Linked DNA regions of Homo sapiens: region 2 is linked to region 1. A link is an interaction called in ENCODE POLR2A ChIA-PET data of the cell type or tissue named here. Cell type or tissue: PC-9. All regions are shown on one strand. Links, peaks and the distances in the headings refer to the core of each region. The heading gives the core; the rest is flanking DNA. Region 1 has its middle 36 kb from the start of PLEKHG3. Region 2 holds the start of LINC02290 (long intergenic non-protein coding RNA 2290).

The links. Peaks named below come from ENCODE experiments on the same cell type or tissue, not always from the same donor. Only the 100,000 strongest peaks of a DNase experiment are listed, where the experiment ranks them.
Region 2: POLR2A ChIA-PET joins it to region 1 with 6 read pairs; 1 of 35 experiments calls an interaction of 5 or more read pairs at or near these places.

The regions. Positions count from the first base shown.
Region 1 is chr14:64,659,886-64,676,331 of GRCh38, forward strand. No RefSeq gene overlaps it. Among named protein-coding and RNA genes, the nearest start is that of PLEKHG3, 36 kb to the right of the region's middle. RefSeq lists enhancers at 15,501-16,001, 16,002-16,446. In PC-9, for the core only: no CTCF peak of the experiment used is centred there; a DNase peak (open chromatin) is centred at 7,076.
Region 2 is chr14:66,110,245-66,126,690 of GRCh38, forward strand. LINC02290 (long intergenic non-protein coding RNA 2290) reads left to right here and starts at 1,387. Exons shown (of 7, transcript NR_184247.1): 1 at 1,387-1,527; 2 at 7,664-7,810; 3 at 12,900-13,069; 4 at 13,417-13,580; 5 at 15,525-15,645. In PC-9, for the core only: no CTCF peak of the experiment used is centred there; a DNase peak (open chromatin) is centred at 7,547; H3K4me3 peaks cover 465 bases; H3K27ac peaks cover 1,236 bases.

The sequences.
Region 1 (16,446 bases), core at 5,134-9,133:
GGTTATCTAGGATTAAGATAGGCTATTTGGCTCCAAGTCCAGTGGATAAGAAGTATATTGTACATAAACTTTTTCTCTTAAAAAAAATTTTTTTTAAACAGGATCTCACTCCATCGCCTAGGCTGGAGTGGAGTGGCACGATCATGGCTCACTACAACCTCGACCTCCTGGGCTCAAGCAATCCTCCAGCCTCAGCCTCCTGAGTAGCTGGGACTACAGATGCACACCAGCACACCCAGATAATTTTTAAATTTTTGTAGAAACAGGGTCTCATTGTGTTGCCCACACTGGTCTTAAACTCCTGATCTCAAATGACCATCCCACCTCAGACTCTCAAAATGCTGGGATTACAGGAGTGAGCCCCTGCGCCCAGCTCACACTTCTTTTATAAACCCCTGTGAAGTGAATGAAGCAGAAACTTTGAAGTCTTTGGATGCTGCTGGTTTCTTCCATTGTTCTCTTGTCCTCCAGCCCATTTTTCCTGGCTTCCCTGTTTTCCTCTTCCCTTTCATGTCAGCTGCCTTTTGTTCTTACCCTGCATCCACCTCCTTACTCTCTCACCTATTTGAGAATGCCCTGTGGGGTCCTACCCTCTTCTTCAGGTGGCTTGTTGAAGAATTCCTTCTAAGCACTCAGGTTCTCTCCCTGGGAGAAGTTCTGTCCTACTACCCTTCCAGTGACAACGTTACTCCTCTGTGGACCGGGCTTTGGCCACTGCTAGGTGGCCCATTGCTCATGGTGTATTATTAGAGGGTTTGTTGCACAGAATTCCCAGTTGTTGTTTTTTTCCCCATATATGATTCCAAGTCTTTTGTGAAAAGCCCCTCTGTGTCTACAAGCAAGAGACAAATCGATGTTGTGAGCCTCCTAATGTGATGCACTGAAAAGAGCACAGCATCACTGCTGTGGTGTTCCTGCCAAAAATATATACAGCGTGAGGAAGCAATCGGATGAATCCAAAGTGAGGGACATCCCTGCGCTCTTCAAAATGTCAAGGTCATGCAAGATAAGAAAAGTCTGAGGAACTGTTCTAGATTGAGGGAGGCGAATGAGACGTGACAACTAAATCCAACCTGTGATACTAGTCTGGATGCTGGACCCATAAAGTGGGGTCTGTGGATTCGATGGTATTATCGAATCAGTGTCAATTTCCTAATTGTTATGGTCGTGCTGTGGTTATAAGTAGGAACATGTAACACTCAAATATTAGATATATAAAAGTCCTGTGGGGCATGGGACAATTCTTGTGAAACTTTTCTGCCTATTGCAGGAGGACTTCTGGCCGTCCTGGTCTCTGCCCACTAAAGCCAATAATGCCCTCTCCATCACCGAAACAACTAAAAAAAAAGCCCCTACAGCCAGGTGCTGTGGCTCACACCTGTAATCCTAGCACTTTGGGAGGCCGAGGCGGGCAGATCATGAGGTCAAGAGATCAAGACCATCCTGGCCAACATGGTGAAACCCCATCTCTACTAAAAATACAAAAATTAGCTGGGTGTGGTGGCACATGCCTGTAGTCCCAGCTACTCGGGAGGCTGAGGCAGGAGAATCACTTGAACCCGGGAGGTGGAGGTTGCAGTGAGCCGAGATCGCGCCACTGCATTCCAGGCTGGTGACAGAACAAGACTCCATCTCAAAAAAGAAAAAAAAAAGAAAAAGAAAAAAAAAAACACCTACAAATTTCTAAAACACATCCCAGTGGGCAGTAGTCTATCTGGCGAGAACCACTGCTGTAATGGAGGAGAGCAGAGAAATTCCAAAGATTCCTGTGGAGAAAACAGAGAAGGTCTGACGAGTATAGAAATGAATTAACCAACGACGAAATGATGTGTGCAAGACAAAAAGCCCATGCTACCTGTAATAGGTAGGATCGCTGTGTGTGGAGGAGAAAGGGGGTCTACCACCCCAAAGACCTCAGCTGAGGCCCCAGTTCCTCTAGGAATCCAGCACCTGTCAGGGTCAGTCAAAGGTGAGCCCTTTTTAACACGTCTGTAGTCATCTGCATCACGGGGCTCTCAGCTGCTAGGGTGTTTCCCACGCCAAAGGTGATGCATGGAAAAAGGAACTTGAGTGCCCTATGGTGTTCCCATTTTAATCATTGCACCCCAATAGTTGGGCCTCTCCTTAGAGATGAAAGATAAATCTCAGGCTTTACTGGGGCTATTCAATAAAAACTAGAACCTTCAAGGTGCTCTTTCTCTCTTTTTTTTTTTTTTTTTTTGAGACAGAGTCTCGCTCTGTTGCCCAGGTTGGAGTGCAGTGGCGTGATCTCGGCTCATTGTAGTCTCCGCCTCCCAGGTTCAAGCAATTCTCGTGACTCAGCCTCCTGAGTAGCTGGGACTACAGGCGCACACTGCCATGCCTGGCTAATTTTCCGTATTTTTAGTAGAGACAGGGTTTCACCATGCTGGCCAGGATGGTCTTGATCTTCTGACCTCGTGATCCACCTGCCTCGGCCTCCCAAAGTGCTGGAATTACAGGTGTGAGCCACTGTGCCCAGCTGCTTTTTTTTTTTCTTTTAAACAAAGCCTTATTCAGGAACCTGAATTTCAGACCCAATATATCTTTTATTTTATTTATTTATTTATTTTATTTTATTTAATTTTTTTGAGACGGGGTCTTGTTCTGTCACCCAGGCTGGAGTGCAGTGGTGCGATCTCGGCTCACTGCAACCTCTGCCTCCTGGGTTCAAGTAATTCTCCCATCTTAGCCTCCTGAGTAGCTAGGACTACAGGCGCATGCCACCATGCCTGGCTAATTTTTGTATTTTTAGTAGAGATGGGGTTTCACCGTATTTGTCAGGCTGCCTCAAACTCCTGACCTTAGGTGATCCACCCACCTCGGCTTCCCAAAGTGCTGGGATTAGAGGCATGACCCACTGGGCCCAGCCCAGACCCACTATATCTTTTAAAGTCCTGCCCCTGGGCCTTTGCATCTGTCACCTGCCCTGTCTAGAATGCCATCCCCGCTGCTGGAAGCCTGTCTAAAGCCTGCCCATCCTCAGCCCCTCTTCCATCATGAAGCCTGGAGCACCCAGCCCGGCCTAAGGAGAATTCTCTTCTCCCCAACATAACTCTGTCCCTTATGCTGGGACACAGACCCTTGAGTGCTGCAGGTCCCACAGGCTACCTTTGTGCAATATTCTTCTCCTCCCTTGATGTTTTCTTAAGGACAGGGATGGATGGGGCTGGATGCCTTTGTGTTTCTACGTACCTCCCCACAGCACCCAGCCTGGTGCCTTAATCAAAGTAGAAGTACTTTAGATTAATTCAACAGGAATGAAACTTTACAAAATCTGCCATTTGAAATATGGCAGTTGTAACCTCCTGAGGTCAAAGTGAACCTTCCCATCACTGGGCATTAATGACTAACATTTTCAGAGCTTCCCTCCTTCCCATGAGAGGCTGAACAATTAATTGCCACTTTAAACAATAGCGCATTCTTTTTTTTTTTTTTTACAGTAAACGTTGGGAACAGCTGCAAGGGAGGGAAGGCTGCAAAGGTCTGAGTCAGGAAGGCAAGAGGGCAGGTGGGGAAGGGAGTCAATTCTCCTTGGTCTTAAAGAGGCATGGCCCCGAATCCCTTTCAAGAAGGAAGAAGCCAGCCTGAGAGTTTCTTCAACTATGGTCATGTGTCGCTTAACAACGGGGATACATTCTGAGAAATGTGTCCCCCAAAAGGCGATTTTGTCCTTGTGTGAATATCATAGAGTGCACTTGCACAAACCTAGATGGCATAGCCTACTACTCACCTAGGCTCTATGGTGTAGCCTATTGCTCCTAGGCTCTAAACCTGCACAGCATGTTACTGTACTAAATACTGTAGGCCAGTGTAACACATTGGTAAGTATTTGTATATCTAAAAAAATCTAAACCGGCCTGGGCCCCATGGCTCACACCTGTAATCCCAGCACTTTGGGAGGCTGAGGCGGGCAGATCACCTGAGGTCAGGAGTTCAAGGCCAGCTTGGCCAACACGGTGAAACCCCGTCTCTACTAAAAATACAAAAATTAGCTGGGCGTAAGGCGCGCGCCTGTAATTGCAGCTTCTAGGGAGGCTGAGGCAGGAGAATTTCTTGAACCCAGGAGGCAGAGGTTGCAGTGAGCTGAGATCACGCCACTGCACCCCAGCCTGGGCAACAGAGTGAGACTCTGTCTCAAAAAAAAAAAAAATCCAAACCTAGAAAAGGTATAGGAAAATACAGCATGAAAGATAAAAAATGGTACACCTATATAGGGCACTTACCATAAATGGAGCTTGCAGGACTGGAGTTGCTATGGGTGAGTCAGTGAGTGCGTGGTGAGTGAATGTGAAGGCCCAGGACATTCCACTACTATAGACTTTTAAACACTGTACACTTAGGCTATACTAAATTTATATTAAAAATTTATTTCTTCAATAATAAATTAACCTTAGCATTCTGTGACTTTTTTACTTTATAAACTTTTTAATTTTTAAAAACTTTTGACTTTTGTAATAACAGCTTAAAATATGAACATATTGTACAGCTGCTTTTTTCTTTATATCTTAATTATAAAAATAGCTTTTTTCTATTTTTATAATTTTTTTTTACTTTAAAAATTTTTTGTTAAAAACAAAGACACACTCACCCACATAAGCCTAGGCCTGCCTAGGGTCAGGATCATCAGTATCACCATCTTCCACCTCCACATGTACCACTGGAAGGTCTTTAGGGGCAATAACATGCATGGAGCTGTCATCTCCTGTGATAACAGTGCCTTATTCTGGAATAGCTCCTGAAAAACCTGCCTGAGGCTATTTCAAAGTTAACTGGATTTTTTTTTTTTTTTTTTTTTGGAGCCGGAGTCTCATTCTGTTGCCCAGGCTGGAGTGCAGTGGTGTGATCTCGGCTCACTGCAACCTCTGCCTCCCAGGTTCAAGCAATTCTCCTGCCTCAGCCGAGTAGCTGGGACTACAGGCACCTGCCACCATGCCTGGCTAATTTTTGTAATTTTTTAGTAGAGATGGGGGTTTCACCAAGTTGGCCAGGCTGGTCTCGAACTCCTGATCTCGTGATCCGCCTGCCTCAGCCTCCTAAAGTGCTGGGATTACAGGCGTGAGCCACCATGCCCGGCCAAAATATGTTTTTTATAAGTAGGAGTACACTTTAAAATAATGATAAAAAGTATGGAATAATAAATACATTAACCGGTACCATAGCTGTTTATCATTACCCAGTAGTATGTACTGTAAATAATTGCATGTGCTGTACTTTCATACGACTGGCAGTGCAATAGGTTCGTTTATGCCAGCATCACCACAAATATAAGCAACGTGTTGCACTAAGATGTTATGATGTCGCTAGGCAATAGAAATTCTTTGGCTCCATCATAATACTGTCATGTAGGCGGTCCATTATTGACCAAAATGTTGCTATTTGGCCCATGACTGTACTTAAAGAGAGTCATCCAAAATTATTATTTTCCTCAAACTTTATGACCTACTCACATTTCCATGCCTAAATTGTCAGTAAATTATTTCAAAGACCACCAGAGCCCCTGTATGTAGTTTCTCTGCCCATAAATGGTAAGAACTTTCAGAAATCCACTAAATTACCAGTACTTCATTTTAGTTTATTGGAGTGTGTGTTTTTATACCACAGGGCCTGGATTCTGTGCTTTCAGAGTATCTTTGCTCTTGTTCTGTGACCTTGTCTATACCCTCAGCAAACCCAGAAGCTCCATAAGACCCAGCAATTGCACTTCTAGGTGTATATCCGGAAGAATTGAAAGCACGTGTTCACTCAAAAATATGCACGTGAATATTCATCTTAGCATTGCTCATAATAGCCCCAAATGGAAACAACCCAAAGTGTCCATCAACTCATGAATGGATAAATAAAATGTTATATATCCATACAATGGAATATTATTTGACAACAAAAAGGAATGAAGTGCTGACACGTGCAACAACATGGATGAACCTTGAAGACTTTAAGTGAGATAAGCCAGACACTATAGGTCACTTATCAGCCAGGTGCAGTGGCTCATGCCTGTAATCCCAACACTTTGGGAGGCGGAAGCAGGTGGATCACCTGAGGTCAGGAGTTCGAGACCAGCCTGGCCAACATGGTGAAACCCCATGTCTACTAAAAATACAAAAATTAGTCAGGCGTGGTGGCAGGTGCCTGTGATCCCAGCTACTCAGGAGGCTGAGGCAGGAGAATTGCTTGAACCCAGGAGGCGGAGATTGCAGTGAGCCAAGATTGTGCCACTGCACTCCAGCCTGGGCAACAGAGCCAGACTCCATCTCAAAAAAATAAAATAAAATAAAGGTAACTTATCACATGATTCCATTTACATGAAATGTTCAGAAAAGGCAAATCCATAAAGACAGAAAGTAGATTGATGGTTTACCAGAGACTAAGGGCAGGAGGTAATAGGGAGTAACTATAGTGGGTATGGGGTTTTGTTTTGTGATAACAGATATGCTTTGATATTAGAGAGTGGGGATGGTTGCACAAGACAGTGAATATATTAAAACACATAGGCCAGGTGCAGTGGCTCATGCCTGTAATCCCAGCACTTTGGGAGACCAAGGCAGGATGATTGCTTGAGCCCAGGTGTTGGAGACTAACCTAAGTAACAAAAAGTACCAGTCCATACAAAAAAACACACAAAAAAGTTAGCCAGGGGTGGTGGCATGCACCTATAGTCCCAGCTACTCAGGAGGCTGAAGTGGGAGAATCATCTGAGCCTGGGAAGTTGAGGCTGCAGTGAGCCATGATTGCATCACTGCACTACAGCCTGGAAGATAGAGTGAGACCCTGTCTAAACACACACACACACACACACACACACACACACACACACACACACATGCACGCACACACACAGAGAGAAAACTAATTGTAAACTTTAAAATGGTGACTTTTATGTTATGTATATTATACCTCAATTTTTAAAATACTGCCTTAAAAATATATTTATCGAGTGAGTGATTCATCACTGAAAAAGACAGAAACTCTGGGAGCTCTGGATCAACTCTGTAATTCTTCCTGGATGTTCCTGCTGGTTACAGTTCATGAAAAAAGATTGCATCTAAAGGTTGCAATGTTGGCACCCCGTGTGAGAAAAGGGTGTAGCTGTGATTTATCTGTGACTGGGTGTTGGTTGCCAGCACTCTGGCTGGATTGTGTCCATCATCCATTTTTATTAACTTCAAGAGAGGAAGTCTGTGTTAGTTCCTTTGTGTTGGCATAAAGGAATACCTGGGACTGTGTTATTTGTAAAGAAAAGAGGTAGCTGGGTATGGTGGCTCACACCTGTAATCCCAGCACTTTGGGAGGCTGAGGCAGGCAGATCACAAGGTCAGGAGTTCGAGACCAGCCCGGGCAATATGGTGAAACCGGTTTCTACTAAAAAATACAAAAATTAGCCAGGCATGGTGGTGGATGCCTGTAGTCCCAGCTACTCGGGAGGCTGAGGCAGGAGAATCTCTTGCACCCGGGAGGCGGAAGTTGCAGTGAGCCAAAACCATGCCACTGCACTCCAGCCTGGGCAATAGAGTGAGACTCTGTCTCAAAAAAAAAAAGAAAAGAGGTTTCTTTTGGCTCACGGTTTTGCAGGCTGTACAGGAAGCATGATGCTGGCATCTGCTTCTAGGGAGGGCCTCAAAAAGCTTACAGTCATGGATGGAAGGCAAAGGGGGAGGAGGCCTGTCACATGGTGAGAGAGGGAGCAAGGTGCGGGGCAGGTGCCACATTGTCTTAAACAATCACATCTTCTACAAACTCATAGAGTGAGGACTCATTACCATGGGGAGGGCACCAAGCCATTCATAAGGGATCTGCCCCCATGACCCAAACACCTCCTACTAGGCCCCACCTTCATCACTGGGATCACATTTCAATATGAGATTTGGAGGAGCCAAATATCCAAACCATATCCAAGCCAGAGAGGGAAACTGTGAACCTTTTGTGACAGGCTAACAGAAAAGTTCTGTATTTCAAGGCTAAGTACATCATCTTAATTATATGGTGATGGGGCAGATGGTGAATGCTTGGGTTAGAATTTTGATTTATTTTATCATAGGCTTTGGAAGTTTACATAAGAGGTAAAAGAAAACTTGTTGGTATTCTCTGGGACATGGTGTAGAACAGTCAAGAATCCCTCCCCCCAGGAAAGTGCTGTCTGTGGTTCATACCCTGCTAAGATGGGTGTAGAGCTGGTGCCAGGCACTCCTCTTGTGGATATACTCAGGGGCCCTGTCAGTTTGGTTGGACCAGCAACATTTTCAGGGTTTGTCCTTGCAATGCGTCTCTTCCGTGGGTGAATGAGAAGGTGAGGACTGATCTTTACCTCTTATGGAGAAGTAAAGAGATTCTGATAAAAACCTGTTTGGACTAGGGAGCAACCACTTCTGCAGGAGAGACAGTTACATCCAGGGCTGCCCTGATTCTTCACTCCCATCCCCAGGTCTGTGCCAGGGCCTCTCAGAAGACAAGAGTGACCCACAGTTACTTCCATTTTTTTGAGGTTCCTAGTATATTAAAATATGAAGAAATGCCAACACCCCCCACCAAAAGATGGTGAGAGCGGTGGTGTTTTTTGTTTGTGTGTTTGTTTGTTTGTTTGTTTTGAGACAGAATCTCACTCTGTCACCCAGGCTGGAGTGCAGTAGCGCGATCATGGTTCACTGAAGCCTCAACCTCCTGGGCTCAAGCAATCCTCCCACCTCAGCCTCCCAAGTAGCTGGAACCACAGGTGCATGCTACTGTGGTGTATTTTAAATGTTTACATTTGACAAATTAATACTTCTATCACAGAAAAAAATAGTAAAGGTAATGTGTTTTTGCATGATAATTCCAGGGTACATTTTAAATATTTTACAGTGCTCTACAGGCAGTGAGGAACACAAGTTGAGAGTTCTATCCTGAACATTGCTTCTTTCAGACCTGTCATCTGGAGCTAATGTCAAAAGCCAGAATGTGGGGCCCTTTGTTAATTGTGAGATGAGAGCCTGTGCCCCTCTATACCTTACCCTCACCCCTAAATAGGCCCACAGGCTCCCTTACACCTAACAGCTGCTGCTATTCTCTTGGGTTGGAGTGAGATGGTGGAGAATCAAAAGCTGTGTTTTAGTGCTGAAGCCAGTTCTTATTACAACTTTTCTCTGCAGTTTATAAACAATTTGCTCTTAAGATCTTAGCAGTCTTTCTGAACAATCCAGTATGTTTGTTTGCTGCTGCCCAGCAATGCCTGCATGTTTTTGTGGATTTTATTTTGTTTTTAAATTTTCTTCAAAAGCTGTAGTTTATTATAAGGGCAAAGGCAGCAATTATTGGCTCTCCAAATGCAGTCAATCTGAGTGTCAAGTAGATCCTTATTTCAGTCCTCATGGGTCTTGCTTGTTGACCTTGCTCCTGCAAGGAGTGTCTATGAGCTTGCCTTGGCCCTGGTCCTAGGCCCCTCTCTTTTTCTGTAACCTCAAACCCAGATGGCCATGCCCCTTGGATGATGTGGTAGTGGTACTATAAGCCCAAGGATCCACTAAAGGACTCATTTTGAGAAATTTGGCAAAAGAAGTTTGGCTCTATTAGGACATCTTTAAACAAGAGTGAGAGGACATGTGGCATCCTGGATGACTGCCAAGGTCGAGCTGGAGTTCTCTGGAGTGATTTGGGTGCTAAATCCTTGGGTGGGGTCCTGACTATGAACTGTTTCTTTATTTTCCAATTGTAACAGTCTCTGAAGGTAAAACTAGCATCAGCAGTATTAATCGTAATAACAATAGGAAATAGGCTGGGCGCAGTGGCTCATGCCCGTAATCCCAGCACTTTGGGAGGCCGAGGCAGGCGGATCACGAGGTCAGGAGATCGAGACCATCCTGGCTAACATGGTGAAACCCCGTATCTACTAAAAAATACAAAAAAATTAGCCGAGCGTGGTGGTAGGCGCCTGTAATCCCAGCTACTCGGGAGGCTGAGGCAGGAGAATGGCGTGAACCCAGGAGGTGGAGCTTGCAGTGAGCCGAGATCGCGCCACGACACTCTAGCCTGGGTGACAGGGCGAGACTCCGTCTCAAAAAAAAAAAAAAAAAAAAAAGGAAATATTTCAGCATACCTATTATGCACCAGGTATTAGTCTAGTCTCATTTAATCTTCACCATGACTCAGTGAGATACAAACTATTCTATTATACCTATATATTTTTAGAGATGAGGTCTCACTATGTTGCCCAAGCCGGAATGCAGTGGCAATTCATAGGCATGATTGTAGTGCACTACGGCCTCAAATTCCTGGGCTCAAGTCACCTTCCTCCCTCAGCCTCTTGCCAAGTCACTGAGAACACAGGTGCATGCCACCACACCCAGCTTTGGGTACTCTTTTTATGTCCATTCCACAGATGAAGAGACCAAGTTTAAAATGGATGACTTGCCTCAAATCACACAGCTATTGAGTAACAGAGCTAGGATTTAAAGGCTGGTTCATCTGACTCCACATTTCAGGAAGTCTTATTTGGGGGTTTCTAGAAATAAGAAGCCTTATTTGGGTTTCTAGAGAAATTTCTTTTTCCAAATCAACTTTATTTTCCCCAGACCCTTTTTGTGAACAGAGTTTACATCAATGAAAAGAAGGCTCCTACAGTGTGGCGTGAATGCCAGTGACGGGAACACCAAAAGCTCTGAACCTCAGGATCAGGGAGACCACAGCCTGCTCCTGGGATTGTCATGAGCCATTTGGCAGGAGGTGGATCTGCACAGTCATGGAGACCAGACTCCTAAGCAGGTCACCTAAGTAAGGTTTCCCTGTACGCTCTCCACAGGGCCTGGGAACTTCAGAATCTTGCCACAGGAGGAAGCTTGATGAGTATTCACCCTCTGATGTTGTAGACAAGGAAACTGAGGTCCAAGGAGATTAAGTAAAGTGCACCCTGTCTGCACGTCCAACATGGGTCTCCTGGCTCTCACACCATTTAGAGATGAGCCATTTTCTCAATAACAAAGGCAAGGCCCTGAGAGATAGTGTAATTGACCAAGCTTCTTCAGGACAGGGATGTGGACTCCACTCCCTTGGGGTCCAGCAAATGCCTTAGTAACAGTGGCTTGTGGATGGAAGGTGTTATTCAAGCCCTTGCTGGATGAATAAATTATATGCACCTGTTTCTCAAAGTTGCCTTAGTGAAAGAATCATTTGGGGCACATGTTAAAGATGAAAGTTCTAGTCTGAATACTAGACTAGAATGAGTCTATTCAGGACCCTGATAGAACAGTGTATATATATATATATATATATATATATATATATATATATATATACTTGTAAATATATATATATATATTTGCAAGCTGTATATATATATATATATATGCAAGCTGTATATATATATATATATATATGCAAGCTGTATATATATATATATGCAAGCTGTATATATATATATATATATGCAAGCTGTATATATATATATATGCAAGCTGTATATATATATATATGCAAGCTGTATATATATATGCAAGCTGTATATATATATGCAAGCTGTATATATATATATGCAAGCTGTATATATATATATGCAAGCTGTATATATATACACACACACACACACACACACACACACACACACACTATATATATATATATATCTCCACACACACTATATATATATATATATCCAGTATATATCCAGGCAGGACCCTGATACACTGTTCTCACTCTTGATCCAGATAATCCCTAACCCATTATCACCTCCCTTTCATGAACTGAAAGTAGTTTGTTTTTAGGTTTGGCTCTATTGCAGGGCTGGATCTATTGCGATTCTGAACACTCATTTTAACCATGACCTTCCTTACCTCCTCTAGGGGGCAGAAATGAACCACTTGTTCATTCTTTGGGGCTGAACTTTGCGACTTTCTCAGACTTTCATAAGAAAACAAATACCCAGAGGAGATCAGAAAGAAAGCAGATCTTATACATGCTTTTCTTACTAGGTTGAAATGCAGTTGCAATCTAGACTCCTCTAAGAGACAAAATACTGTTAGGCACTCTGGCGTTGAATTCAAGCTGACCCAAGTTCAAATCCAGAATCAAACAAGGGTTGGAGAATGCCTCCCATCTTTATGATCCTAGCAGGCTATTTAAATTAATGAAGCCTTAGTTTCTTGTTCTATAAAATTCTAATACAGTCAGCTTTCCATATCCACAGTTTCCACATCTGTGGATTCAACCAACCACAGATAGAAAATATTGAAAAAAACCCAACAATAAAAACAACAATACAACAAAAATAATACAGATAAAAACAATATAGTATAACAACCATTTGCATGGAATTTACATTGTATTAATATTTGACATGATAAGTTATCTAGAGATGATTTAAAGTATAGGAAAGTTGGCCAGGCACAGTGTCTCATATCTGTAATAACGGTACTTTGGGAGGCCAAGGCAGGAGGATCGCCTAAGGCCCCAGGAGTTTGAGATCAGCCTCGTAAACATTAGTAAGACCCTGTCTCTATAAGAACTTAAAAAAAAAATCAGCCTGGTGCTGTGGTGCACCTGTAGTCTCAGCTACTCAGGAGGCTGAGGCAGGAGGATTGCTTTAGCACAGGAGTTTGAGGCTGCAGTGAGCTATGATCATGACACTGCACTCCAGCCTGGGCGAAGGAGTAAGACTCTGTTACAAACAAACAAAGAAACAAAAAAGTATATGGAAGGATGTGCCTAGGTTATATGCAAATACTATACCATTTTATATCAGAAACTTGAGTATCCGTGGATTTTGGTATCCAAGGGGGTGCTGGAGCCAATCCCAGCAAGATACTGAGTGATGACTATAAATAATACCATCTTAACAGGATGGTTATGAACCTTATACTGCAACTGCTAAGAGAAAAAGTCAGCTGTTATTATTACCACAACTATTACTACTGCTTCCTATAAAGGCATGTGATTATTAACTCTGTTAGGAAGGTAGACTCCACTTTTTTAAATAGTTGGCTAAAGCTCTCTAAAGAGACATTCAGCCCACTCTTTTCTGGGTTCTGTACTAGGATGACATTTCACATCCTGGGAGCCAACAATGTGAATAACACAGAGGCTACATTAGACAGAAGGAAACGTGTTGGTTTCCTTAATAAAATCGAACTCATATTTCCTGAGATTGGCTCTGGCTGGCAGGAGACTCTCCACATGGGAAAAGCGGTTAGATCTCTTGGCTGTGTTTTGCCCTCCAAGGCTCACCTTTCCTGGGAGATTTCTCCCTCGTCTCACTGGTACCACCAATGGGTAAGGAAAGCCACACCTCACTCCACCCCACCCCTGGGGGGACTTCCCCTTCACTACCAACATCACGGAATCTGGCTTTGATTTGATTGAGGGTGGCAGTGAGTTTCTTTACCCAGAGACTTGGGGATTATCTTCTTTTTAGCTTCACCTGGAATAGCTTGCAATGTCGGGATCCTTGTTTCCTAAATTGAGATAATAAGAATGAAAATGATAGCAGTGGTTTCCATTTGTTGAGCACGTCTTCTGCGCGACGGCTTGCTCTCATTCCATCTGTACTACAACCCAGTGAATTTGTCCCCATGACGACTGTCATTGTAAAGATGGGGAAACAGAAGCACGAGGAGGAGGTTAGGTCACTTGCTCAAGGCCTCAGGGGTAGTCGGTGAAAGAGTTTAGGACGAGAACCCAGCAGTCTGAACTCACTTGGCTCTGAATGGAGGTGGATAACCACAGACACTGCCTTCCCACCCCTAGAGACACAGAGAGAGCTTCAGTTCCCTGGGTGTGACCCTTTGCTAAGGCACATGGTGGATGAAGAAGGTGTGTACAGCTCCTTTAGGGCAGTCAGCTTGCAAATGTCTGGCCTAGGTGAGAAGAGAGACACCTTTGAGGTCCTCCCACATCAGACAAATTGAGCCCTGCCCCTAAGCACAGATGCTGCTCCCTCTTGTCTTACCTTTTCACCTCCTTATTTATTTACCACTGTGAGGACAACACTCCACAGGGCATGTGAAGACACAGCCCCCGCCCTGGAGCCTCAGAATTTGTCACCGTCACTGGGAGTTGAGGAAATTGCAGTGTTGAGGTTTCTTGCTTCTTCCTCACTGAGAGAGAAAAACCCCAACTGTCAACAAACCTCAAACCCATCGATCAAATGATGCCTGCGGGCAGGAGCTGGGCAGCAGGGTGTATCTGTGGCAAATGAGATCACGAGAGGGCCTGGGCACAGAAAACAAGGTGATAGAAGACAGACGATGAGAAGAGAGGAGGAAGATTGTGCAGAAGGGGAGGAGTGCATGGAAGGGAGGGAGGCCCTTGTGCATGGATTCCCTGGGGAACCAGGCTGCCAGGGCAGAGGGCCAACAGGTGAGGAGGAGAGGAGGGGGCTATAAGTGGGGGGGATCTGAAGAAAGAGCTTCTGTGTCCTAAGAGGTGGGGGAAAAAAAAGAGAGAAATAACCCAAAGAAAGTGTTGCAGAGAACCAATAAGATTAGAATGTCAACGATCCAGACCCATGACCCTGGGGACTGTTGTCACACAAGGGTCTGGTGGTGGGGTTGGGGCAGCTGTGGAGGTTGCTGCTGGTCCCAGTTTTGTCCATATAAAGCAATTCGCAGAGAAGGCTGAGTGGAGGAGGAGGAAGCTGAGATAGTAAAGGAAATAACGTTTAAAAGTTTAGCACAAGCTGGGCGCGGTGGCTCAAGCCTGAAATCCTAGCGTTTTGAGAGGTTCATGTAGGTGGATTGCTTGAGCCTAGTTCAAGACCAGCCTGGGCAACATGACAAAACTCTGTCTCTATAAAAATACAGAATGTTAGCTGGGTGTGGCGGTTGTGCCTGTAGTCCCAACTACTCGGGAGGCTGAAGTGGGAGGATCACAAGAACCTGGGAAGTCAAGGTTGCAGTGAGCTGAAATCTTGCCACTACACTCCAGCCTGGGCAACAGGAGTGAGACCTTGTCTCAAAAAAAAGAAAAAAAAAAGCTACATTTTACATGATTTTATTCATATAAAATTCTGGAAAAGGCCAAATTACTGAGATGGACATCAGGTCGGTGAGGGGGTAAGGGGAGCATGACTGACTACACAAAGGTATGAAGAACCTTTTCGGGGTGATGGAATTGTCCTTATCTTAACTGAGGTGATAGTTACGCAATTGTACACATTTGCCAAAACTCATTGAAAGTTACGTTTTTTTTTCAGACAGTTTCGCTCTTGTTGCCCAGGCTGGTGTGCAACGTCGTGATCTCGGCTCACTGCAACCTCCGCCTCTCAGGTTTGGGAGGCCGAGGTGGGTAGATCACCTGAGGTTGGGAGTTCAAGACCAGCCTGACCAACATGCAGAAACCCTGTCTCTACTAAAAATACAAAAATTAGCTGGGCATGGTGGCGCATGCCTGTAATCCCAGCCACTCAGGAGGCTGAGGCAGGAGAATCGCTTTATTAAGTTTTATTTAGTTAGTTTTATTAAGTTAGTTCAGCCTCTTCTTGGATAAAATTTCAGCCAAGTCCCTGCCTGGACTGTCACCTCCTCTCTGGGTGTGTCCCCTTCCTGCCTCTCCCGCTCCCAGCCCCACCCTGTGGATAACTCTGGGTGCAGGGCTCTGTGTTGCCCTCTGGTCCTCAGTGGCCTTTACATCTGCTGACATCCACAGTCAGGGGTCTGGCTGGGAGGACCTGGTGGTTTACCCGGCTTGTGGGTCCTGTGCCAGCTTTGCTGGTCCTGTAGATACAAACCGGAACCCCTCCCATGTCCCCAGTGCTTTCCATTTATCTCTGGGCTTCAGCCTGAGGCAGGTCCACAGGCTCTCAGCTCTCAATCACCTGTGCATTCCCTAGGGCCTCCTAGGGACTTCTGGGTTTCTCCCAGCCGCACTCAAGCCAAGGGGAACTGAGGTGGGGCAGTGTGAAAGGGGTGGAACACCTAAGGTCCCTGTCCCAGCTTCAACACACCTTGCTGTTGTCTCTACTTTGCTGGAGCCACTCCAGGTGGACATAAGGACATGCTGGAAGGCGACTGACTGCTCCAGGGCTCCAATCAAAAAGTGGGGCACGGCCGGGTGCGCCTGTAATCCCAGCACTTTGGGAGGCCGAGGCGGGTGGATCCCTTGAGGTCAGGAGTTTGAGACCAGCCTGGCCAACATGGTGAAACCCTGTCTCTACTAAAAATACAAAAATTAGCTGGGCGTGATGGCACACGCCTGTAATCCCAGCTACTCAGGAGGCTGAGGCAGGAGAATTGCTTGAACCTGGGAGGTGGAGGTTGCAGTGAGCCGAGATCATGCCACTGCACTCTAGCTGGGGTGACAGAGTGAGCGAGACTCCAACTCAAAAAAAAAAGTGGGGCACACATGGTTTTTTGGAGTGGGGAGGGACAGGGTCTCACTCTGTTACACAGTCTGGAGTGCAGTGGCACAATCATGGCTCACTGCAGCCTCAACTTCTGGGCTCAGGCAATCCTTCAGGCTCAGCCTCCCAAG
Region 2 (16,446 bases), core at 5,328-9,327, 1.5 Mb after region 1:
CTAGATCTGAGCATTGCAAGGGGAAGACAGCATGGTGTCCTGTCTCATTTCTTCCTGGACCGCTTTTCTTTCCTGCTGTTGCTGGGCTAACCAGCTTTGCACAGCTTTTCTACCTCAGTTGCAAGCTGTCACCTGAAGTCCTGCTCCAAAGAGAAGAACCGCTCAGAACCACAGTGCTGCCACTGCAGACCCAGGCATCATCCCAGGGGCCTGGCCACTCCTAATGCCATGCCTTGCCCCACAAAGTCACTCATCTTGACTGGCGAGGCTGGTTCAGATGATCTCATTTCAGGGACATTTTCCTGGTTCCCCCTTTCATTTGTCCCAACTCACTCACAGCTGAGCATGCATGGATTAGGATAACAACAATGTTTCTGACAGGAAGTGTATTACTAGAACACTTTAAGAACTCCTTGTGTATACACACACACAGGCACACACACACGAGTGAAACCTTTTCCTAATATAAAGATTCAAGGTTTTGTAGTGGCTTTAGTTTGTCCCATTTTCTGTAGCAAGGTTTTATACACATACACACACACACAAACACACGCACACAGCGTCTTAAACATAAGTTGATGGAGTGTGAAACTGCACTTCATTTACTGCATAATGGAACACCTTAATGATATTCTTAGATATAATGCCTTTTCTCTGAACCACTTTTCTTTTTAGTATTTAATGTATGTTATCATCACAATTTTCATCTGTTTTTCAGAAATACTCTACAAAATCTATTTTCCTTGCTGGAAAACTAGACCCAAAGAGCAGGTATCCCTGTCTATGTTGTTAGCAAGTATTTTGAGATGTCTTTAGGGATGCATAACTCCACAGAATTGAGAATACAAAGCCAGGAGACATTAAAAAGATGTCACATCTGTAAGGATACCTCCTGTACTAAGCTTAAATGAACACTACAGAGGGTCTCATTCTCAAAAGGCTTTGCTGGTTGTGTAGGACCAAGAAAGTTATAAAGCTGAAGCCAATAATAAAGCAAATGACCAAGAAACAACTTTTATATTAATCAGGATTCGTTTTTAAGTTGAAGTGACCAAAATACAACTCAAACTAACTCAAGCAAAAAAGAAATAGGTACTGGGGAGAGGGGACAGTAGGGGAACAGGCTCCCACATACTGAGATCTGGGAACACAAAGGGAAGTTATCAGGTCTCTCTCCCTCTCAGCTCTGCTTCTTTCAGTGTGGTGGCCTCATTCTTTCTAACTGAAGAACGATCTTTACTGCAGAAAATTCTAAGCATTATTGTGGCAGATCCAGTAAGTCCCAGAGAAGGATTCTGATTGGTCCTGCTTCAGTCACATGCTTGCATCTTAGTCCAATCACTGTGGCCTGGAGGATGGGACACCATGATTTGCAAGACTCTGGTCACATGCCCACACCTGTGGCTTCTGAAGCAGAGCACCAGCAGTGACAGTCCCACCAGAACCGCATGGAATAGAAAACTGTGCATTTCCCTAAGGAAAGGGAATGCCAGAGAAGGGCAGAAGGGAAATCAGGAAGACAAAACGGTAAATTACCTACCACAAATCCAATTCATTGGTATTTTTCCACTTACACTTAACCAAGCAACGATTTCTCCTGGTCCCATAATGGAAAAGAGGGTTTATCTAGATTCATATATACAAGACTGAAGAGTGAAGAGAGACCCAGAGAATGTTCTAAAATCTGCCAGTTAGCATAATCACACAGAGAAATCTCTGCTTCCAGAGGAGGAGCCAAGTTCAAGTCAGAGGTGAGGAATGCCAACAGGAAAGCTCACTTTCTCCGGGGATATTCAGGCCAACACTAGGAAACCACAGCCAAGTCAGGCAGGGCTTGGGGCGGAACTGCTGACACCTCCACCCTAGCCAATCCAAGGTGCACGCCTGCCTCATGCAGCCCAGCGTGACTCCCGCCATTGGCACACTGTGCCCATCACAGGCTGGAGCTCCTTTCCTCCACCGTCTTCCCAACTCCTGCCAACCAGAACTTAACTACTCCTTTGGATTCTGCTTTTCACTTGTTCTTCATCAGACTATGGAAGCTTAGACTTCATAATTTGGCTGAGACTTCAAAAATAGTTTTAAAGAAAGCTATTCCCACCCTGCTAAAGTAATTACATGATTCTGCCCCCTTAAACACCCAAAGCCCTAATCTGTGTTCTCAAAACTCTGATCTTAATCGCTTTTTTCCAGTCTTATCTCCAACTACTTTTCTTCATGAATACTTCCTTCATAAACACTGTACTTTAAATTACTCTCCTTCAACTATATTTTTACTTCCAAGACGTTGGCCTTTGCTTTATGCCATTTCCCTCACTTAGGTGGTTTTTTCTCCACCAGAATTCCAGTCTTTCTTCAAATGTCAACTCAAAAACAACCCTCCTCATGGAGACTCCTGTGGCCACCTCAGTGGGAAACATTCGACATCATTGGTATTAGAATCACCGATGTTGGAAACAAGCTCACTTAAGTAGCTTCCAAGTATGAGATTTCTCTACTTGCCTCTTTAATATTCTGCCATCACTTTTAGAGAGTTATCTCACCTAACTCCAGCCGGAAATACTAATACATGCCCTGGGTCTAAAGAAAATATTGCCTTTGGAATTTGTGTAAGAATTTACGATTGAGACCTCTGAATATGCCATGAAAAATATGAGCCTTACTCTCATGAGCTGAGGGAAGTGAATGTATTTGAATCTATGAATCTCAAAACAACATGTAAAATGTGTAAGGATCTGATGCTACAAGGGTTATTAGTTTGAAATTTGGTGATTTTGCTGCCAGATGTCCATAAACTACACTACCCACTGACAAATACATTTATTAGAAGTTTTTCTTACAAAAAGACATGAACTATTTTATCAGGGAATCTAATATACAAATAGTTCCTAGAAATTGTAAGTCTTGTCATACAGCACACTAGTGGTTACAGCCTATGAAATATATAAACAACTTCTAATATAGTCTTTTCCTTTATAAAATTGTTTAGTTTATTCCATGAATTTAATACAGGTCTATATTTTAAATTGTCTACCCAAGAGTTTCCTACTTGTTAGAATTCTGTTCTTCGTCACAGCAAGCTGTTTCACATTGATGTAACTGTATGTAGAAGTTTGTTATTCTTTATTGATGTATGTACTATTTTATGATACGACTATACCACATTTATCCATTCTGTTGACAGTAGTTGTTTCCAGCTTGGGGCTACTGTGGACATTCTTGTGCACGTCTTCTGTTGGACATGTGAACTCATTTCTCGTGAATATATACCTAGGAGCATCGCATCTAGGAGTGCAACTGCTGTGTCATAGGGCAGACAAATATTTAGTTTTAATAGATATTTCCAAAGTGGTTGAACTGATTTCACTCCCTCCTATAATGTATGAGAGTTCTAATTGTTCCACATCCTCACCAACACTTAGTATTATTAGTTTTGAAAAAAATTTTAGCCATTCTGGTGTGTATGGGAATTTGTACTTTCCTAATGAATGTTATTGAACACCTTTTCATATGCTTACTAGACATCTGAATTAATCTTTTATAAAATATTTGTTTATAAAAGATCAATTCAATTAAAAAACGGTTTATTTATTTTCTTTTTCTTATAGTTCTTTATATATTTTGGATACAAGATCTTTGTCAGACATTTGTATCATGAATATCTTCTTCCAGTCTATTAGTTGCTCTATTAATCAGGGTTGTTTAGAGGGACAGGACTAACAGGATAGATGTATACATGAAAGGGAGTTTATTAAGGAGTAATGACACATACAATCACAAGGTGACATCCCACAATAGGTTGTCAGCAAGCTAAGGAGCAAGGAAGCCAGTCTGAGTCCCAAAACCTTAAAAGTAGGAAAGCTGACAGTGCAGCCTTCAGTCTGGGGCTGAAGGCCCAAGATTCCCTGGCAAACCACTGGTATAAGTCCTTCAAGAGTCCAAAATCCAATGTTCGAGGGCAGGAAGCATCCAGCACGGGAGAAAGATGAAAGCCCAAAGACTCAGCCAGTCTAGCCCTTCCACATTCCTCTGACTGCTTTTATACTGGCCTCACTGGCAGCCCTGATTAAGTGTGCGTGGCCTTTCCCAGCCCACTGACTCAAATGTTAATCTCCTTTGGCAACACCCTCACACACACACCCAGGAACAATACTTTGCATCCTTCAACCCAATCAAATTGACACTCAATATTAACCATCACAGTTGCTTAATAACTTTCTTGATGTGATTTGATCAGCAGACATTCTTAATTTAATAAAATCTAATTTATCAGTTTTTTAAATGATAATCTGGCTTTTACATTTAGATATGTGATCTACTTGCAATTATTTTATGTGTATGGTATGGAGTTCTAGAATTCAAGAAGTTAAATCCCTTCTAAAATTCTGGCACCTTGGCCAGCAAAACTTTGCAATCACACCTTTGATTTAATTAACGTGAGTAAAAGAAAAGTGAGCCTATGCAAAGAGGAATGTATGCAAAGTGAGCCAATGCCAAGGTGAAACGCCAAGAGGAACATTCTAGTATTCTCTGCAGCTTGGCATATGCTTAAAATACAATTCTTTTCAAGTGAACTCAGCAAATTGGGGGACATCTTTCACCCATCTTCGATGAGGTCATATTTGGGTCTACTGCCATTGCCATGTTTCTCAGACTTGGCTCTATTGACATTTTGGCTGGATAATTCCCTATTGTGAGCAGCTGTCCCATGCACCCTTGTAGTGTGTTTAGAAGCATTCCTGACCTCCACCCACTAGATGCCAGGAACATTTCACCCTGCAGTTGTGACAACCAAAAAATTTAAAGAACACTGGGATTCTCTCCATAAAGCCTGGGACAAGACCCAGTTTCACTGCTCTGGACAGGCAAACCTGGTCCTCCCTCTTCTCCTTACCCAGGCTGCCTTTCCTTGTTGGTAGAATTGGGGTACTACAGCAGCCTCAGAGGATTGTGGAGGGGATTGACCGTGCTGGTTTTGTGAACCCACAAATGGCTACCACTTTAACCGTTAACCACTATTCCCATGTAAAGAATAAAGTGATTTTCCTCACGTCACAGGATGAGTGGCAAAACTGGAATCTGGATCTGCATTTGTCTTACTTGAAAACCTTTTGCTGCCACACCTTGCAAATGGATGTGTATTTGGGAATGACACTAGGATAGTGGAAAGTTGTATGCACTACCCAACTATCTATCCCAGGGATGTATATGTCAGAGGAAGAAATTCTGCTGTCTTGTCTGAATCTGTTATTTGAGGGAATACCAGGTAAATGCTATCACAGTGACCCATAGTCCCTCTGTTGTAGAGAGATCTAGGCTGAGTCAGCAGGATCTGGACATAGGGTACAAAGGAGGAGGATTCCTGACCAAAAGAAGCAGCAGAAATAGATGTTTCAGTCTGTGGCTACTTGAAGCCTAGCTTTCCCCATCACCCTACAGGGCACAGAGAATAGAGAATCTCTTGCAAGTCAGTCTCCCAGGAGTCAGCCAGGGAGAGAAACACCTAACAGACCAGCAGACCCAACAAGAGACCATGAAGCAGAAGACGTGTCTCCCACAAGGCCAGATCCACAGGACTTTCACTCATGGTCATCCTTGACAAGTAACAGCAGTGTTATGATGTTGCAACCCTGTAATTTCCATTATGATCAATGTATATGTTGGGGGCCAGAGAAAGGCAGATTGATAACTTCATTTAGAGCAAACTAATTGAATTCCACTAAGAGATGCATGACTCATCTAAGAAATGTGCAAAGGGTGTCAAAGAGCACTGAGTCTCCTCCTCTGGTGATTTTTACAAGCCTCATCAATTTTTGTCCCACAGAATACTTTAATTAACATAAAAGTTCTAGAATTCTTGGAGTTAAATCCTTTCTAAAATTCTGGCATCTTGGCCAGCAAAACTTTGCCATGACACCTTTGACTTAATTAACATGAGTAAAGGAAAAGTGAGCCTACGCAAATGTCGGCTGATCAGCCGTGACACTCAGAAGAAAAGCAATAAAGACAGCCACCGGCAGTGCCTACGACAGCAGTGTCCTGGAAAGAGAGACACTTACGTGGTCCAGATTCCCTTGTTGAAAAATCCTTTCAGCCATCTTAGCCTCACACCGCTACACACTTAAGCATTCCTTGTTCTGATTCCATATGTATTGACTGAATAGAAGCTGGAGGAGTTAGGTCATGCCACTCCCTCCAATACATACATTTCAGACCCTTGATTTACATAAAAGCTGAGAAATCACTGGGGCAAAGACTCAAACTGTGGGGTTCAGTTAGAAACAACACAGCTGGTGGACTTAGCAGATGGTGGGACTTGGTGCAGTGGCAAGAAGAGGGTGTAGGATGCCCAGGGACAGTGGAATGTGCTTGTGCTTTCCTTCCCTCCCTGTTCTCTGCTGCTACAGCACTGAAATTTGCATTTAGTGTTTCTGGTGCCCACATAGGCTGGTGCCTGGAGACAAATGTCTTTCTCTGTCCTTTGTCTGTCTTTATCACGCTCCAGTTTGGTGGGGAGCAGGAAGACTAGTGAAAACCAGCTTAAATGAAGCAATAATGGAGGTGTTGAGACCTAACTCACCACAGGGAAGAAGACGAGCTATGATGAGCCCAAGCTAATGCTAAGATCAGATGTTGGGAGGAAATAGTGGTTCTTGGCCTTGTGCAGCAACTGACACCAGAATCTGCTCTGATCCAGCTCTGCCAGTGTCACATGTGTGCCTTTCGAGAAACAGTTTGCATAAACAACTCCGCTCTGGGACCTTTGCATAACTAAGAAGGAATATTTATTTACAGCAGGGATAAAGGAGCTTTGGCCTTGAGCCTTGTAGAACTGTCAGGGTTTGAATGAAGTTTATCTACCTGTGATAGCTATTAATAAACAGGATTCATGTGGGGACAAGTATAAGCAGCATCCCGGGGTCTCTAAATCTACTGGGAGAAAAGGCTGAGATTCCAGCAGCAAGCAGAGGGCTCACAGACGTTAAGATTTGGCTCTTATGGAGACTACATCTTTATTCCCAATCTGACAAAGTCAGAGATACCTGGATATCAGTGCTTACCAATCTTGCCCCCACAACTATTTTCAGTCTCTAAGGCATGGTGGATGTCCTTTCCCTATTTAAAGCCAATCTTCCACTTGTGCACTAGATCTCAACTCTGTCACTTACCTGAGGATTTTGCTCCAGCAATTCGCTTCCTTCTCTTATATCTTCAGTTTTTCTTTTCCTACTGGATCATTACCATGAGCATGCAAGCATACTATTATTTCTTCTATCTTTAAAGCAAATAAACATTCTCCTAACCCTACTTTTCCCCTAGCTCTGGCCCCATTTCTTTGCTCTGTCTCCTACCAAACGCTTCAAAAGTGCTGTATATTCTAATCAAGCACTTTCCTCTCATTCTCTCTGAAACCCTTCAATCAGTTTCTTGTCTTTAAAATTGTTCTTATAAAGGTTACCAGTTACCTACACACTCCTAAGTCTAATGCTTATTTTTTGTTTTTATCTAACTTGTTTGACCAGCAGCCTTTGGCATGACTCATCATGTCTCCATTCCCGATTCACTGTTACTCACCGGCTTCCTGGATGGACTTTCTTTGTTTCTTCTCCTATCCCAGTGATTCCACTTTTAGCTTCCTTCATTATTCTTTCTTTCCTCCCAGTGTCTTCATGTTGGAGTGGACCTTTCCTCTATCTGTCAACAGAATGGATAAATTGTGGAAGAGTAATATCAGAATACTACACATCAGTAAAAAACAACAAACTTCTGCTACAAACAATCAACATCGATGAATCTTTCAGGCAAAAGGGTGAGCTAAAGTAGTCAGACACAAAAGGCTACATACTGTATGATTCTTTCTACAAAAAAATTCAAGAACAGGCAAAATTAATCTTTGATGATAGGAGTTAAAATAGTGGCTACCTTGGATAGTGGTGGTAGGGTTATGGATTGAGAAACAAGGGAATCTTGAGTGCTGGAAAGACTCTGTTTTATATCCTGATCTGAATAATGGTTACAAGGGTATGAAAATATTCATGAAGCTGTAGTTTTTTGTAAATTGTACCTCAATCAAAAAGACATTACATAATGGAAGTGCTTACTGAGTAAATGATATTATATCTGGAATTCAGGGAGGAGGGGAAGTGAAAGGGGAGTCTATAAAATATTGATGAGTTGATAATTGTAAAATTGGGTAATGGGCACATGAAGGGTTGTTATACTATTTTGTCTGCTTTTTTAGCTTAAAAAATAAATAAAAAATATAAATATAAAATTGTCTACATAAAATATGTAATAATTGACATTATTGCACAATAATATAATTATTATGTAATATTATATTATAATGTAACAAAGTATATTATTATATAATAATATAATTATGTGATAATATTATTTGTCTACATAATAAAAATTAAACATAAAATTAATGAAAAAGCAAGTCAAATTATATCATCCCTCTGGTTACAACCTTGCCTTGACTTCCATCTCATTTAGAGTAAAAAACCAAAGTCTAAATGACTACAAGTTCCCATGTGCTGTGTCCTTATGGCCTCTGCCATCATTATCAGTCCTCACTCACCCATTCCAGTGTTAATGGCGTTTTCCCTCCTTAGGGCCTTTTCTTAGCCTGTTGTCTCTGTCCAGAATGCTCTCCCAACACATATCTACCCTCCTTCCATCTTTCCTCACATGTTATCTCTCAATGAGACCATACTGATCACCCTATTCAAAACTGCAATCTACCTCCCTGGAATTCTCAATCCCTTTTACCCTAACATATTTCCCTCCACAGAAGTAATCACTTCCTAACATACTGCATAACTTATTTATTGTTTATTGTCTATCTTCCCCCATCTCTCCTCTAAAATGCAAGCTCCTTAAAAGCAAGTATCTTTAATTTTTTCATGAAAGTATTCTAAGCACCTAAACAGTACCAAGGTCCCAAAGCACCTGGCACATAATATGTGCTGAATAAATACTTTTTTAATGAATGAAGAGATGAACAATAAATGCCATAAAAATTACGGATTCTGACTTGACCTCCCATGCATCTTGACTACAAGAGAATGTGCTGGTCATGCCACCATGATTCCTTCTGGTCCATATAAAAGTTTCTTGTTAAAATGGCATGTTGTTCTTTGATGGTGTATTGAACATGTTGGGCAATGGGCCTGTCATTCTCATTGTTCCCTATGTCTTTTTTTGTTTGTTTTTTTGTTTGAGATGGAGTCTTGCTCTGCCACCCAGGCTGGAGTGCAGTGGCGCAATCTCTGCTCACTGCAACCTCCACCTCCCAGGCTCAAGCGATTCTTCTGCCTCAGCCTGTCCAGTAGCTGGGATTACAGGCATCCACCACCATGCCCCGCTAATTTTTGTAGTTTTAGCCATATTGGCCAAGATAGTTTTGAACTCCTGACCTCAAATAATCCGCCCGCCTCAGCATCCCAAAGTGCTGGGATTACAGGCATGAGCCACTGTGCCCAGCCTGTTCCTTATCTCTTAATGAGAAAGATCTTCAGAGGCCTGGAAAGGGAGATCTGGGAGTCTCACTGACCTGGCTTTCTCAGTTTCAGTCAGTTTGGCTGTGATTGAACCCACGACACAGAAAAGCCAAAGAATTTGGATCACAAAATACAGAAACCAGTCAGCATGGCAGATGCCTGACCTGAATAGGCTGGGCTGTGTACAGGCAGAGAATGAGGCATAAGAAGCTGTCAGGCAGGGGCCTGTGGCCTTTCAGGAACAAGAGGGCAGGCTCCATCCTGACTCCTTACTCCCTCTTACAGTGTCTGTTCTCACACAACTCAGGAGGACTCTCTCTCTGGCCCTTCATGCCTATTGAATCCTAGCGACTGTCTGTCTGTTGACAAGGCACAGACTGTCTGTTGACTCTCTGTCTGTTGACAAGGCACCCAAGCCCTGACATGCATGATCCTTAGGCATCCAAATGGAGGCTAATGAGTGCATCCCAAAATGCTGGTCCAACATGATCAATACAGACTCCTTGGCTGGATTCTCAGAAATATGGATTCCAATGCAAAAGGTAGGAAGTAGGGGCTTGAAATACGTGGTTTTTTTTTTTTTAACAGTGCTCTAGAATATTCTAATTTGCAAATCAGTTTGGGAAATCAGTATAGGCTACTATTTCCAGATACAGACCCTCAACTCATTTCTACAGAGTAAATGTAGCTCTTTTTCTAATTTAGGACAGAATTTGCATTGCAAATACGATAGGCATGTCTTATTATGCATACCTATACCATTTCCCTCCCCCGTATGAATGGTATACCAAAGGGGCAAAAAGTAACCTCAGTAACTCTTAGGATTTCCCTAAGAAGTAAGTCTCCTTTTGTGGCAGTATGACCTTGGTCTGTATATGCAAATTCATAGAAATAAAAAAGAGCAAAGCCCTGCTCCCGTTCCCTAAAGGTCACCAAGTCCTACACCAGTGTCACACTGACAGAGGGGTGGGTGGGATGGGGGTTTGTAAATTTTATGACTCATAATAACAGTCCAAGTAATGCAGCTGAGATAAAGAGCTAATCAAATTTCATGCTCCAAGGCATGAGCTGATTACTGCTGGGCCAAGAGGGGATTTATTCCCTGTGGTTCTGACAGGCATAGGGGGCCAGGAGCACTCTCTGAAGCTTCACACCCTACTGACCACTTCTAAAAAGGAGGATCCATGAGTCCAGAGGCCTGACACTTACTGGGCCTGTGTTTTCTCAGATCAAAGGCAGAAGGATGGCATGAAGAGAAACCTCAAAGGCAGAAGATTTGTTGTTAAGAAAGGTGGACCAGAACTTTGTGGAATGTACCTGGGGACTCCCTAGAGAACTTGTGTTCCAGGGCCTCATCCAACCTAGAAAGGAGAGAGAACCCTGAAGACCTCTGCTCCTTTCCATTGGTGTCTTATTCTGTCTGTGAAATTAGCATAATGATGATAACCTTTTTGAGGTGGTTGCGAAGATGAAGGTGGGGAAGATTGGATTATGGGGTAGGATTACAGATGGTGCCCCAAAATTATTATTCTGACAATCTGGGAGACATCAGAGCACAGGCCCTTGGTTGAAAGACAGCAATTCTTGGGCCAGGCTCGGTGGCTTACACCTGTAATCCCAGCTCTTTGGGAGGCCAAGGTAGGTGGATCACTTGAAGTCTGGAGTTCAAGACCAGCCTGGCCAACATGACAAAATCCCGTCTCTACTGAACATACAAAAATTAGCTGGGCGTGATGGTGGGCACCTTTAATCCCAGCTACTGGAGAGGCTGAGGCAGAAGAATTGCATGAACCCGGGAGGCAGAGGTTGCAGTGAGCCCAACTTGTGCCACTGCACTCCAGCCTGGGTGACAGAGCAAGACTCTGTCTCAATTAAAAAAGAAAGACAGCATTTCTTGGGCTCAATAGCTTTGTGTTGTTAAGAACTTTGGCTCTGGATCAGAAGCATACACATAGACCCAAAGCCTGAAGAGATTTTAAGAGAACTATAAAACCCAAAACCCAGTAATTATTCAACCTCTAAGGCAATTCTCGGGCCCCATAACTTGCACCAGTAAGAAGTGGGATACCAACACTGTTTTACACCCCCAAAATGTGTTTTCCCCGTGCCCATATAAATATTGCCATGGGAGACACAAACTAAGAAAATCCTTCCAGGAACAAACCTGGGCATTGAAAGGTAACCCAACCATGGGGCTAACAGTCATAACTCCATCCTATCCCCAAAACTTCTCCAGCCCTGTGGAGTCTCTCAGTTGGAACTGAGATGAGACTAAGCTGCGCCTCCCAGTGCATCCCTCAAGATGGCTCCAGAAGGCTGTGGCTCAAGCCCGTCCTCCTTTAGGTAGGCTGGTCTCTCTTTCCTCTTCCCTAGGCAAATCCTCCTGATTTTTTGGATCTTAGATCAAATCACTCCATTTCTACTCAAAGTCTTCCCTAACCATCCCAGGCCACAGAACACTTTCCCTCCTTAGAATTCCTTATAACTTTTTACCAAGCATCGATATTGTACACAGCAATAATCTCAATAATCTCTATTTTTGTTAAAATGAACAAATATAAAGTCAATATATTTCAGCAGAAAGAGTTCTGACTTTGAAGACAGGCCCTGGTGCCTCTCCTTGCTAGCCAAGTAAACTTTGGAAAGTTTTTACCGTCTCTAAGACATGGGGGTCACCATCTGTTAAATGCAGATAATCATACCTTGTGGAGTAATTGTGACGATTAAAATAATGCTTGTAAATCACCTAGCACACAGTAGGCATTTAATACACTGGCTATTAATACTGGTCTCATTTAATTTTTCATATGCTTCTGTTTTATGTATCTAACTAAAGTTTAAGTTGTTTAAGGATAGAGTTGAGTCTCATACATTTCTATATTCTCATAGGTTAATGCCTACAATAAGTGTTCTTGAAATACAGTCACGCGTTGCTTAACCATGGGGATATATTCTGATAAATTCATCATTAGGCGATTTCATCACTGGGCGAACATCACAGCTCGTACTCACACAAACCTAGATGTCATAGCCTACTACACACCTAGGCTATATGATATAGGCTATTGCTAGCAACAAACCTGTACAGCATGTTACTGTCTTGAATACTTAGGCAGCAGAGCACAATGGTAAGTATTCGTGTATCTAAACATATTTAAACATAGAAGAACAGTAAAAATATGATGTTATAACCCTGTGGGACCACTGTTGCATATGTAGTCCATTGCTGACTGAAATGTCATTCTGTGGTGCACGGCTGTATTCGTGACTAAAGATTAAAGTAACATTTGGTGTAAATCTATTTTCTTCCCTTTGGTGTTTCCAAAATACTATCCTAAAGAGAGCAAACCTAAGTCTGGGTTCATAGCAAATGCAGTGTCTTTTTTCTAACAGTTATAGAAACAGATGATCAGTGGCCCACGGATTCCAGGTGAGGATCTGGGACCCAGACATCCAGATATTGAAAACACAGGGATGGAGTCTGTATGGAAAAAATTAAAATATAGCAAAATGTGAAATACGGAAGAGAAATCTTTCAATTTCCCAATGGAAGTGAGAAAAGAGTAAGTAAAAGATCCCCATAAAGAACCAGGGCAATAGATTCAGGTACTAGAGACCAGTGGTAAAAGGGACTTTAAAACAAATTAAGGTATCCTGACTTAGGATCCAAGTTTTTATATCATATCTGCAGAGTCAGGCATCCATACGGGTATCCACTCCAGGTTAGGCAGGAGCCTGGGGGCAGCTGGCTAAGATGCGTTCCCAAAGCTTCCTCCAGGCAGACACTGATGAATATTCTCTCTTTAAAACTAAACAAGAAAAAAACCTCAAAACTTCAAGGTATACAAGCTGATTTATGTTTGAACTTCTCTAAGAGCAACTATGTTCTCTTTCTATATTCCCAAAAAAGGCAAAGAAAAGTATTGGTCTTCCAAAACAAATAGAGGACGGAGCTGCTGCTGTTGCATGGTGTCTAGAAACTCAGACAACTTCATCATTCCATATTTGCATCCAAGAGAGAGAAAGAAAAACTACAATCATTTTCCATTTACCCATCAACCCATCAACCTCCAAGTAAGTGATCTTTAGGTCATTTGCTTCTTGCTCACAAAGGTTTAGTGATCTTTCTTGAAAGACTTTCATGTATTCTAGGGGAAAAGTGCCTCTCCAGGCCAAGCCCAGCTCTTCCACATTTAGGGTGAGCTCCCTGATTTACCACTGGAGCTCCTCACATTTCTTTACCTTGACTTCCTCTTCTGCCATCAGGCCTTGCACTGCCGTCAGCCTTGGAAAAGCCTCATAACTCTGGATGACAATATCTAGACCATTAAGCCTACATACTTCAGCAAAATTGCCTCACTGCTGTCTCTGCTCCAGGTTATAAAGATTTCTCACAGCTTACACAAGCCTCTCAAGAACTGGACTTGAGGGGTTGCCCTCAGAAAGCCGCTTCCAAGACCAAAGCCATTTTTCACTCAAGCACTCTGTCTATGGGGGCCTCAAACTACTGCACAGTAATGCTGATGATGCTAGCTCTGAGGTATTACCCAGGCATGGCCCATTGCTCAGATCTCAGAACTGGTGATCAGAGCTAGCTTGATCACCTCAAAACATATATGCATTCATACATGGATTCTGAAACATGAGCGTCAATTCCCTTTACTCATCATTGCAGAAAATCCACAGCCTACAGTGAGAACAAAAATCCACTCACTAGAATTACAAATAATCTGGTCAAGATGGTATAAAGTCAAAATCCCTGTATTATGTCTAATAATCTTCAAAATTCCCATATAACTTGGTAAGAAGAAAATTTTTCCTGGAGCCTATAAAGTTTGGGCTTTACTGAAACTACTAATTTTTTTTTTAATTTTTTTTTTTTTGAGACGGAGTTTTGCATTTGTTGCCTAGGCTGGAGTGCAATGGCCCAATCTCGGTTCACCGCAACCTCCACTTCCTGGGTTCAAGCGATTTTCCTGCCTCAGCCTCCTGAGTACCTGAGACTACAGGCACGCGCCACCAGGCCCAGCTAATTTTTGTATTTTTAGTAGAAGACGGGGTTTCTCCATGTTGGCCAGGTGGTCTCAAACTCCTGACCTCAGGTGATCCATCCACCTCTGCCTCCCAAAGTGCTGGGATTACAGGCGTGAGCCACCGCACCCGGCTCTACTAATTTTTAATGCCCCTTGGCTGACATTCCCAAGCTTCCTCTTCTCAGCCCCACATCCCAACTTTCACCTCCAGGCAGACTAAAACAGTTGAAGGATGACATTGTCAAACAGACAGCCATATTTTAAAAGCAAGTGTCAAAGTCAAGAGTATACATATCAAAATTTGCAAATGTTCATGACATTTGCCAAGGAATCTGTTCATTTCCTGTGGTGCTGCAGCCAAAGGCTACAAGATGGTGCAACGTCAGTATCTTGTCCCTCTCTGGTGCTTGACAGTGGAATCTTAGTTATGAAATGCTGTGTAGCCTGTACAAACTAGACTTTAAGGATCTTAATATGCACTGGCACTTATTTTGAATTAGGACTCTCCTTCATTATCATATCATATCCTTGCCATTTTAAACTTCTCACGGGGAAGTCCATTTAAATCAGCACTGTCCAATACAACTTCTTGCAGTGTTGGAAATCTTCTGTCCAATAAAAATCCAGTAGCCACATATGGCTACTAAGCACTTGAAATGTGGCTAGTACAACTGAGGAACTAAATTTTACTTACTTTTTTTAAATTTAAACTTACATTTAACCACAGGAGTGCAGTGACTACCATATTGGACAGCACAAATTCTAATTGTCATGACATGGAACAATGCTTGCTTCCCCAGCATTTTGAAAGCCCCAGAATGATAACCTGGCCCAGAATGACACATGGATGAATAAGAGGAATTAAAACAAAGTCCATATACGTCAAATATCAAAATGAGTGTGAGACAGCCTCCCCAGATGCAGTTTCCAAAGGAAATGACCAGTTTAACTGGTTCCATGATACTTGCCCCTTTTTCCCTGCCAGATAAAGGCTATTAAAAAACAATCAAAGTGTGAAGAGGGCAGAAAATGTGATGAAGAGATTCTTTGGAGAAAGTAGCTGCCACTGTTACCTTGGGATCTGCCTATAGTCCTCACAGAGCTTGGTAAGACAAAAGATGGCTTTCCTGTAGACATAGGAGGGAGAGAAAGCTGGGCCAGAGCTGGTTAAATCCTGCCCATGAAGACTGCCTTGGAGAGCAGTGGGACTCCAAAAGCACGAGCCAGGATGGGGTGGACTCAGTGATGTGCTGGTAAATGTTTAAGAACCAGCTCTCCAGAAAGAAAAAAAAAAAAGGCTCTGATTTTTTGCATTTGCCAATTTCTTGGGTGTAAATACTCCCTCGTGGCCAATTTCCAGCCACCTGTCTGAAGTCTCTCTGGAGTTGGGAATGGACATGCACAGTCAGCTTTTGTGAGCTGATTGTATTGTAAGTCAGCTCCAGCATTCGGCTGGTGGGCCACCAGGGAGCCATGGGTACGAGGGAAACAGCTTGCCTAGGAAATAGACAGCATCCCTTATAGTCCAAGACTTGCATGTGGGAGATCACTAGTGACAAGTGTATTTGCATATCCCAGGAGAGAAAGAATGAGTTTTAACCACTCTCCACCAAGAGCAAAAGCTGCTCAGCCAAGTCAGAGATTTCCTTTCCCCTTACCTCTCCTCTTTCTCTGCCCCTTCAGCCCTTGCAGGATAGAACATAGGAGTCTGGGAGTCTGCAAGAAGGTAAGTAAGAGAAAGAGTAGAACCTTAAAGGCAGGCAGCTGCCAATTATTGGCCTCAGCCCACTAAAAAGAAGGCGATGTCTCTCCTCTGAATGAAGACTGAGACATTGATTAATGTCATGGACTGGATTGATTCTATTTACTGAATTGAGATTGTGTGTTGAGACTCAAAATGACCATAG